Regions from separate parts of the Homo sapiens genome. Here region 2 is linked to region 1. A link is a contact called in ENCODE Hi-C or POLR2A ChIA-PET data. All regions are on one chromosome and are shown on one strand. The core of a region is the stretch at or near the end of the contact, and the rest is flanking DNA. Distances in the headings are between cores, read along the strand shown.

What was found. A loop is a pair of places that touch in the nucleus more often than their neighbours do. ChIA-PET counts read pairs that join two places held with the same protein, here RNA polymerase II (POLR2A). Pooled maps may share reads with other maps.
Region 2: a loop to region 1 is called in a map of gastrocnemius medialis, with 2.2 times the contacts of the local background. The contact joins the enhancer-like site here to the promoter of LMOD3 in region 1. A Hi-C loop is called at or near these places in 1 of 168 maps with a recorded cell type or tissue (gastrocnemius medialis) and 2 of 50 pooled maps. POLR2A ChIA-PET finds 5 or more read pairs at or near these places in 1 of 52 experiments (A549).

What each region holds. Positions count from the first base shown.
Region 1 is chr3:69,119,976-69,125,187 of GRCh38, reverse strand. It overlaps LMOD3 (leiomodin 3), which reads left to right and starts at 2,593. Exons shown (of 3, transcript NM_198271.5): 1 at 2,593-3,095; 2 at 5,128-5,212. The coding sequence starts at 2,802. RefSeq lists an enhancer at 2,539-3,738.
Region 2 is chr3:69,788,898-69,794,109 of GRCh38, reverse strand. The region is part of intron 1 of MITF (melanocyte inducing transcription factor); the gene reads right to left. Among named protein-coding and RNA genes, the nearest start is that of MITF, 52 kb to the right of the region's middle. Within about 2 kb of position 2,854, at least 12 of the 41 ENCODE cell types and tissues checked have a DNase peak (open chromatin) inside an H3K27ac peak, as active enhancers do; they include gastrocnemius medialis, where a contact is called at or near this core.

The DNA of each region.
Region 1 (5,212 bases), core at 1,344-3,843:
CCTGTAGTCTCAACTACTGGGGAGGCTGAAGCACAAGAATCACTTGAACCCAGGAGGCAGAGGTTGCAGTGAGCCGAGATCATACCACCGTACTCCAGCCTGGGCAATAGAGTGAGACTCAGTCTCAAAAAAAAAAAAAAAAAAAAAAAAGAAGAAGAGAAGACCTGATAGGCGAGAGGCCAGGGATAAGTTGCCAGTACATAACTGTGTCCTTTGAAAATTCTCATTCAAGTAAATTGGAAATACCTTTCTGGGGCATTAATTACATATGAAAAGCCTTTCAACCTGGAATGCTCAAGATAAAACACTAGGGTAGGAAGAAAATATTATAACTTTCATTTCAAACTCACACTTGATTTGATTTTTTTTTTCTTCCTTTTTCACAAATTTTATCAATAAAATATCCTTGGACAGATACACAAGAAACTAAAATCCTTGGATACTTTTGGAGAAAGGAATGGGGGTGTCTCAAGTTTCAAACTTACATATATATGAAATGTTGGAATGGTAACATGTATATCTGTTTGTTTGTTTTTATTTATTTATTTTAAGATGGAGTCTTGCTCTGCCACCCAGGCTGGAATGCAGTTGTGTGATCTCAGCTCACTGCAGCCTCTGCCTCCCAGGTTCAGGTGATTCTCTGCCTCAGCTTCCCGGGTAGCTGGGGCTACAGGTGCCTGCTACCACGCCTGGCTAATTTTTGTATTTTTAGTAGAGATAGAGTTTTGCTATATTGGCCAGGCTGGTCTTGAACTCCTGACCTCAGGTGATCTGCCCGCCTCGGCCTCCCAAAGTGCTGGGATTACAGGCATGAGCACGGCGCCCGGCCAACATGTATAGTATTTGTAAATATTTAATATAAGTAGATTGGAGATGGGTCCTAGTAGGTTGGTGCAAAAGTAATTGTGATTTTTGCTGTTACTTTAATCTACATATAAAAAGTATTTAATTTCTTCGTATTCTGTGACCTAGCAATTTCACTTTTTAGAATTTGTTCAATTTACTCTAAAGAAATAAACTTGTGTGTTTATAAACTATTTAGGTATAGGGATATTTATTAAAGAACTATTTGTGCTTGTGAGAATTGAAAACATTCTAAATATCCAACAATTGAGGATTGGTTATACAAATTATGGTACATCCATATAAAGAATCCTAACAGAGGGCAATAAAAAATTATTTAGTAGTAGAGTACACAGTTGCCTAGAAAAAAAGAATCCTGACTTTCTCAGTCAAAAAAACAGATGAGAAAAAATGATAGAGTTTGTATGCCTAAAAGAAAGGACTGGAATGAAAAAACTGAAATGTTAATAGTGGTAGCTTCACAGTGAGGTAAGGGGAAGATTTTGTTCTGTGCCTTTCTATGTTATCCTAACTCTTGTACAATGAATGTATATTTCGGAATAAGAATATATTTACGAGCCAGGCACGGTGGCTCACGCCTGTAATCCCAGAACTTTGGGACACCGAGGCAGGTGGATTGCTTGAACTCAGAAATTCGAGACCAGCCTGAGCAATATGGCAAAACCCTGTCTCTACAAAAAATACAATTAGCTGGGTGTAGTGGTGCATGCCTGTGGTCCCAGCTTGATCCTGGGAGGCAGAGGTTGCAGTGAGCTGAGATCGCAGCACTGCCCTCCAGCCTGGGTGACAGAGCCAGACCCTGTCTTAAATATATATATAATAAAACTTGTATATTATATATTATTGTACCCTTTGTCACACAAATAATGGCATGTAAAACACACTGTTTTGTACTTTGCTATATTGTGTAACCTTGTACACACGTTGTTTCACCCATGTAGGGGTATATCTGTAGGATACACTTCTCAAAGTGGAATTGCTGGGTCAAAGGAAATGGGCATTTGTAATTTGGACAAATGTTGCATATTGCCCCTTCAGGGTTTGAAAACAAAATCTTCTCATAGTTTCTTTTAGTATATTAGTGGTCTGGATTTCTTTTTTAACACTTCACTTTAGAGCCATTTTCATTGATATTGGCTTAATGGATACTTAATAAGAAAAGCAAATAATTTAAAATATTAAACTCACTTATAGTGGAAATCCAAGTGCTGGTTGTCCCCATCTGTTAGATCACAGGATCTAGATGCAAACAGGACATCTTGCAAAGGTTCGGCTTACACAGAGGATGAGTGACATAGCAAGACCTCTGTTCCACTGTGCACCACTTTATTTGCTTCCACACTCACCTTGTAGGGAAGAGGCAGACCCTAAGAGCTTGATTTCTACCTTCAAGTGAATTCTTTACTTCAGAAACAACTCAGGTTGCTGGTTGGATTTCCCTTCTGAAATATTGTAAGTTGCTTTAATATTTAAATAAAAACAAGTGGAATCCCCTGGAGTATTGGGGTATGTATGTATGAGCTGCATGAATTTGTGTATGGCAATATGATGGCATATAGGAAGATAATTAATTTTATTCCTGCAGAGATTCTGTAGTCTCTGCTAGTCTCTGGCAAACATAGCAGCTGTACTGAAATGTCAGATGGATTTGCGCAGCTGACTCAAGTTGCCAAAAAGAGAGCAGCATAGTTGTTCCATAAATTGACCCCATCCAGCCAAGCCCTGCTTAATATAGATCCGGCAAGAGCTTAGCTGTGATCACTCCTAGCTGCTCAGCAAACCACTGAGGTTCCTGGGAAAAAAAAAAAAATATCTCAAGGGTGTGTTAACTTGGGACACTCGTTAACTGGGGGACCTTCTTGAGGCTTTTTTCCTTCTTTTTAAAAATCATCTTTGATTATTCTTCTTTTCTAGTAAAATAATATTTAGAAAAAATAATGTCAGAGCACAGCAGAAATTCAGATCAAGAAGAACTTCTCGATGAGGAGATTAATGAAGATGAAATCTTGGCCAACTTGTCTGCTGAAGAACTGAAAGAACTGCAGTCGGAAATGGAAGTCATGGCCCCTGACCCCAGCCTTCCCGTGGGAATGATTCAGAAAGATCAAACTGACAAGCCACCGACAGGAAACTTCAATCATAAATCTCTTGTTGATTATATGTATTGGGAAAAGGCATCCAGGCGCATGCTGGAAGAGGAACGAGTTCCTGTCACCTTTGTGAAATCCGAGGTAACCAGAGATTTGTGTACAACCGAGAAATGGCTGCCTGGGATGGGCTGTTAGGTCTCTCTGTTGTAACTGTGATTTCTCAAGACTCCAGGGTTTGGTTCTGCTTTGTTTTTGCCATATCTAGATTAAACCATAATATTTAATCCTACTCCGACTGGAACTTTCTGAAACACATTTATATTTACAAGGGGAAAATTGGGTAATTTCTTGCAAATGTCTCTTTTTAAAAATTGCTGTCGGGTTTGCTGTGTCAGAAAGCCTGTGTTCTATTGCCACGATACTTAGTGACTTAACTCATAACCCAGAGGCAGTTGTCCTTACCTCTCTCTTTCTTTTTTATTGCAGGCCCCTTTGAGAAAGTAATGACAGCTCTGTAGCCTCTGTCTCTCTGGCACATCCAAACATACGCAGTGTTTCGCACACAGTGTCAAACATTTCAGTCCTCCTGAAGTCTGGCCACACAACCTGCAATTAAACCAAGTCGAATAACCAGAAAATGTCTTATATTATTACTATGTATTGGCTGTCAGTGATGACATTTAGAAATCGATGGCTATTAAGTGGTTTTGAAGCTAGTTCTTCACTTTCTAAAACCTGAAAGCTAGAATTGTTAACTCTGCAAACTTACTGTGCATGAGCATAATTTTTTTTTTTATGTTCCACTTGAAAATGACTTAACAAAAAGAGGACAGAGATGCCTCCTAGGTAAAGTCTCTTTAGGTTATGCCTGTTTACAAAGATACATCTTGTTAAATTACTCTGAAGCTGGCTGTAATTAAGGAAAGTTGTCAATTGGTTTTACAGTCAGTAGAGTTTAAACATGTGCTAAGATTAAGAAAAGAAACAGCTGGATTGATCAGGTTAGAGTTCAAGGTACAATTTGCAGATTTTTTACAACTGGAGATCAATGGATGAAAAGCCAATTCTATGTGAATGCCAGTTTCAGGGGGTAAAAACGAGTACTTGCAACATGTTTTTCCTTCCTCTGGTATAACTTGAACAGCTTGATGGTTGGCTCCCCCTTCTGGTCAAGGTGAGAAATGCAGTGGTGAAGACTTCAGGTGGTTAAGGTGACTTGTCACTGTCTCTTCTGACCTATGTTATGAGCATGAAATTTTTGCTCAAATGAACCTGTGTCTCAACTTGCTATACTGGCTTTCAAAATGATATCTATGAGGCCCACAAGTTGCATAGAAAAGCATTATAATTGATGTGCAAGAATCTAATACATATTATTGATAAAAGGCCCATTTTATTTCCCAGACTAAGCAATTATTTCTCAATGTCTGCATAATCCTGTTTCATCTTACAGCTGGCCCTGGTTCCTAGGCACTTTCTTTCACAAGAAACTGGGATAGTAAACTTGTCCTAGACAGAGTATCATGGCAGTTGTCAAAGAACTGAAAAAATAGAATCAAAATTGAGGTTTTAAATATATATATGTATATATATATATTCAAAATCAAAATTGAGGTTTTTAAATATATATATATTCCAAAATGTCAAACGTATCTAATTTCCCATACATTATGTTATGTTCTCAGAGGAAGTTCATGTACATTCTATACTAGATTAGTAGACATTGTAGGGATGTTAATTTTAGGGCAATAATTTCCTTATTCTAATATATTTATAGTATCACATTTATAATATATTGGAATAATAAGGAAATTATTGCCCTAACTCAGGACTGTTGGGTACTAGATGCCTATTTGGTAGATACAAAATCAAAGCTTCAGTGTATCGATGAACAATTCTATGAGGTTTTCAAAACAATTTTTAACTGCTTCTGAAATTAAACACCATTAAAAAGTACAGAATATTAAAATTAATAAGGTTTCCTTTTAATACTCATTTTAATTTATGGGATAGAATAACCACCCATTTTTAGCAATCAGCTATTTAAATAAGGATTATTTAAAATAGCAACCAGCTCTTTTAAATAAGCATTTTTATTATCTCCACTAGCTGATGCTCCACTTCATATTTCTTCTCTGCTATGTATTCTAACCCTCATAAACCTCTCTTGTAGGAAAAGACTCAAGAAGAGCATGAAGAAATAGAAAAACGTAATAAAAATATGGCCCAGTATTTAAAAGAAAAGCTCAATAATGAAA
Region 2 (5,212 bases), core at 1,605-4,104, 670 kb before region 1:
AAAAGATACTAGGAGAGGAAAGAGGTCGTTGGCTACCTGGATGCCACTGCCTCCTATACACTTCATATAGCTGGGGTGACATGGGTGGGACAATGGGTGCCTCGTGAACTGCTCAAATCCCAGTCGAAGAAAATGATGTCAGACGCAAATGGCATTCCTGCCTCATTTGAGTAGGTGTTGCCCCACCACAGCCAGAAAATATTCAAACTGTCTGATTGAGATAGCACAACTTATAAATGAGGACACTGTTGTCTATGTGCCATTATGGATACCAAAATGGCATAAACTGAAGATCATTCCAGTGCTGGCTTGTACACAGGAACTAAGTGAAGCTCACTATCTGGGGCCCAATACTGAGATTCACTTCTAATGCATGTGACATTACATTCATGTTGCCAAGTGTTGGTGAATACATAAAGAAAAGTAGTGTTCTTCCACATAACTGGGTTTTTAAATATATACCTTATATACATTATAGGAGTGGTTCTCAACAGGAGCAATTTTTCCACCCAAGGAACATCTGGCAGTGACTAGAGACATTTTTGGTCATCATAACTTGAGCATTGGGAGAGGGTGCATGCTATGAGCATTGGGAGAGGGTGCATGCTATGAGCATCTAATGGGTAGAAGCCAGGGACGCTACGTGTTCCACAACACACAGCACAGCTACTCACACCAAAGAGCTATATGACCTAAAATGACTAAAATGCCGAGCTTGAGAAATCCTTCACTATACAGCATAGATAGCTATAATGCAAAAATTCAAAGAGGTAAATCAGCAAATTAGAAAATCTGGCTGGGTGCAGTGGCTTACGCCTGTAATCCCAACACTTTGGGAGGCCGAAGCAGGCAGACTGCTTGAGCCTAGTAGTTCAAGACCAGCCTGGGCAACATGGCGAAACCCCATCTCTACAAAAAATACAAAAAAATTAGCCAGGTGTGGTGGCAAGCGCCTATAGTTCCAGCTACTCAGGAGGCTGAAGTGGGAAGATCACTTCGGCCCAGGAAATCGAGGTTGCCCAGGAACGGTGATTGCACCACTGTACTTCAGCATGGGTGGCAGAGGGAGACCCTGTTTAAAAAAAAAAAAAAAAAAAAAAAAAAAAAAAAAGCTAAAGACTTTAGCCCATAAAACAAGAAAAAATTTAAAGTAATAAAGCAAATGAAACATTTAGAAACCCTTTAATTTTCCTCTTCAAATATTATACAGGGTAAAGCTTTAAAAATATGTATGTGTAATTAAAATATGCAATGCTATCTTTTTAGTGGAGGAGAGGAAATTTTTAGTGGGGCAGAGGAATCAATCAATAAGGAATTTTATGAATAAATTGTGATAAAACTATACTATTAAAAAAATTAGCCATTAAAAGTAGCGATTTTGAGCTAAATGTACTGATTTGGAGAGATGCCAATAAAATAATGCCAGGGAAGTCAAGTTACAAGATTCTGTACCCAGAACGAGTCCACTTTTGTAAAAATTAGAAAAACAAATTTCTCTAGATACATATCTTATTTGCATGGGTTGGGGAAGGATTGTTGATATAAACCAAACTCTTAATATTGATTTCTTTAGAAGAGTAGGATTAGGGATGGTGAGTAGGGAAATTAACCACATTTTATCTATACACTATCGTTATTCTTTTGGAATTTAAAAAAAAAATCATATAATGAAAGCTTGAGCTTAAGAAGGGAGGGAAGGAAAAAGCAAGGAGATGAGAGAGGAAAGAAAAAAAGGGCATCACTGTAACAGCACATAGGAAAACTTGAATCTGTTGTTCCTATTTTTACCAGTGAGTGCTGCTGTTGACCAATTTAATGGATAAAAGCAGTGAAATAAAATTGAAGAAAGCAACTCCAAACATCTGGCCCTTTGCTCACTATCAGACCCTTTCAGCTAGCAACACAGTTTAGTTCAGTTGGCTTTGTTTTGTTTCGTTTCTCTGATCCACTACTCATCTTTGAAAATTCTGCATCAGATAGTGATGGAATCAACTAGTCATATCTCTTTTCAAAAACAGAGGCAGCAACTGTGCTAGATGACAGCTTCACTTCTGGCAAGTACAGATGAGGATTCAGCACATCCGTCTCTACTTCAAGGAGCAACTCTCAGGGCACAGCAACTTAATTATCCAAGTCTCATTCCCAGAAAGTTCCCCGAATACCTCTGCTCCACCAGTCTTGGAAACTAAGGCCTCCTCTACTGTTGTTCACTATTATTCAAAGCATGAAACTGCATTTTCCAAGTTCTACTGCACCAATGAAATAGACCCAGCATGAAACATATAGGCAGTTCTAATAATGCCTCTTGCATACACACTTAAATGCACACACAGGGATGTCATGCAGTGCATAGCTTTGAAAAACGCACAACTGCTGCATTCCAGTATTTTGCCTCTACTTGCCATTAGATGCCACCAGCCCTATCTTGAAAAACAACAGAATAATAAGATTTAAAAGAGAAAAAACTGTGCCAGTTTGAACTTTCAAATACCCAAGGTTTTTATATTTTGCATAAGTAGCCATTCTTCTTAACTTGCCATGAAGAGGTCTTGAGCCTCTTGGGTCTCTAGATTCCTTTCTATTGACAGGCATTTTCTTACAACTTGCACATAAAGAATTGCAAAACATGGTTGTTTTTGCTTGCAAAATAATGATTTGTTACCATACTATTAATCCAGTACTAGTAAAATGAACTCAGGAACATGTATTTGTCTTTTCTCTGTTATGACACTCAAACCACCACCACCACCACCACGCTGTTAAGAAGAAAACAACTTGGAGAGCTCTTCAGCGATCATGGAGTTTTCTTTCATCCCAGACTTGAATCACAGTTGCGGAGGCCGGATTTCACAATCCCCCTCAGGGACTGCAAGTGCTGGCGCCAATCACAGCATTTCCCTGATTAGCAAACTGGCTTTAGACCCTTCAAAAACTTTCACATTTGAAATTTAACACATCTATATTTAGAACATGACTTGCAGGACATTTGCTGTACGCAAAATGGCAAAAGAAAAAAGGGCATTGGGACTATATTTGTTCATATAGAAATACAGAGATGATAACTCTAGGACCTCAAACAGAAGCAGAAACCTAGAAATTAGTGTCTCTAAAAAGAAGTTAGTGTGGGAGCTCGCAGAGCATCCACCATCTACGGTCTATTATTATTGGATGCATTTGGAATTAAGAAGTTTAATATCTTAAACCTACAAATACTGTGGCCAGGAAGTTAGTATATCTGCACGAGGACTTGGGTCTTGTATAAGAAATTCGAGAGTGAGAGAAATGAATCTGAATTTCATGCCTAGGACTGAAAGTGGGGTGCTGCTCCTCAGCTACAGCCATTTGTTGATTGGACAGACTAGGGACTTGGAATTTCCAGATTCTCCAGTTTTCCAAGAGAAGCGAGATATAGGGGTTTTGATGTGAAAGTTCCTAATTTTTAAAAAATATTGACCACTATTTCACATTTGTCAAAAACTGATTGTCCATGGGCCACATTCAGCCTGTGGCCTTGGGGTTTGCAACTTCAAGTAAGATGTTGAAATACTCAATGAAGTAGTAAAATTAGTGCCAGGTGATAAATGTGAAATTTTTAAAATTGTGGTAAAAAACAAATAAACAAACATGTTACATAAAATTTACCATTTTAACCATTTCTAAATATACAGTTCATTGATGTTAATTACATTCACATTGTTGTGCAAGAGATCTCCAGAACTTTTTCATCTCGCAAAACTGAAGCTCTATACCCATTAAATACCAACTCCCCTTTTCCCACTACCCCCTCCCCCTAGCAACCACCATTGTACTTTCTGTCTCTATGAGTTTGACTCCTCTACATACCTCATGTAAGTGGATTCATACAGTATTTACCTTCTTGTCACTGGCTTACTTAACTTACTATAAGTGGATTCATACAGTATTTACCTTCTTGTCACTGGCTTACTTAACTTACTATAATGTCCTAAAGATTCATCTATGTTGTAGCATGGCATATGACAGGATTTCCTCCCTTTTTAAGGCTGAATAATACTCCATTGTATGTATGCAGCACATTCTGTTTATCCATTCACCTGCTGATGGACATTTGGGTTGCTTCCACTCTTGGCTATTGTGACTAGCACTGCTATGAACATGGATGTGCAATTATCTATAGGACCCTGCTTTCAATTCTTTTGGATATATATATATATATACATGCACACAAAACTGGGATTACTGGATCACATGAGAGGTTTGTTTGTTTGTTTTTCTGAGACACAGTCTCACTCTGTTGCCCAGGCTGCAGTGCAGTGGTGCGATCTCCATTCATTGCAGCCTCTGCCTCCTGGGTTCAAGCAATTCGCACGCCTCAGCCTCCCAAGTATGTGGGACTACAGGTGTGTGCCACCACGCCCAGCTAAATTTTTTATTTTTAGTAGAGATAGGGTTTTGCCATGCTGCCCAGGGTTGTCTCGAACTCCTGGCCTCAAGTGATCCACCTGAGTTGGCCTCCCAAAGTGCTGGGATTACTATTTTTAATTTTTTATGAACCTCTATGCTCCTTTCCGTAGCAGCTGTATCATTTTACAATCCCACCAACAGTGCACAAGAGTTCCACTTTCTTTACATTCTCAACAAGAGTCATTATTTTTCTTTAATAGTAGCCATCCTAATGAGTATGAGGTGATACTTCTCTGTGGTTCCGATTTGCATTTCTTAGATGATGAGTGACATTGAGCACTTTTTCACGTGCTTGTTGGTCATCTGTATACCACTTCTGGAGAAATGTCTCTTAAAGTCCTTTGCCAATTATTTAATCAGGTTATTTTATTTTTTGTGATTGAGTTGTGGGAGTTCTTTATGCATTCTGGATATTAACCAATTATTAGATATATGATTTGCAAATACTTTTTACCATTCTGCAGTTTGTCTCTGCAGTCTGATGATTGTGTCATTTGATGCACAAAAGATTTTAAGTTTAATGGAGTAGCATTCATCTGTTTTCTTTTTTTTTCTAGCACCTAGAAGACTGTCCTATGTCAATTTTTTATTTTGTTGCCTGTGCTTTTGGTGTTACATACAATAAATCATTGCTAAGTTCAATATCACTATGTTTTTTCCATACATCTTCTTCTAGGAGTTTTATAGTTTTGGGTCTTACATTTAGGTCTTGAATCCATCTTGAGTTAATATTTGTACTTTGTGTAAGATAAGGGTCCAACTTCATTCC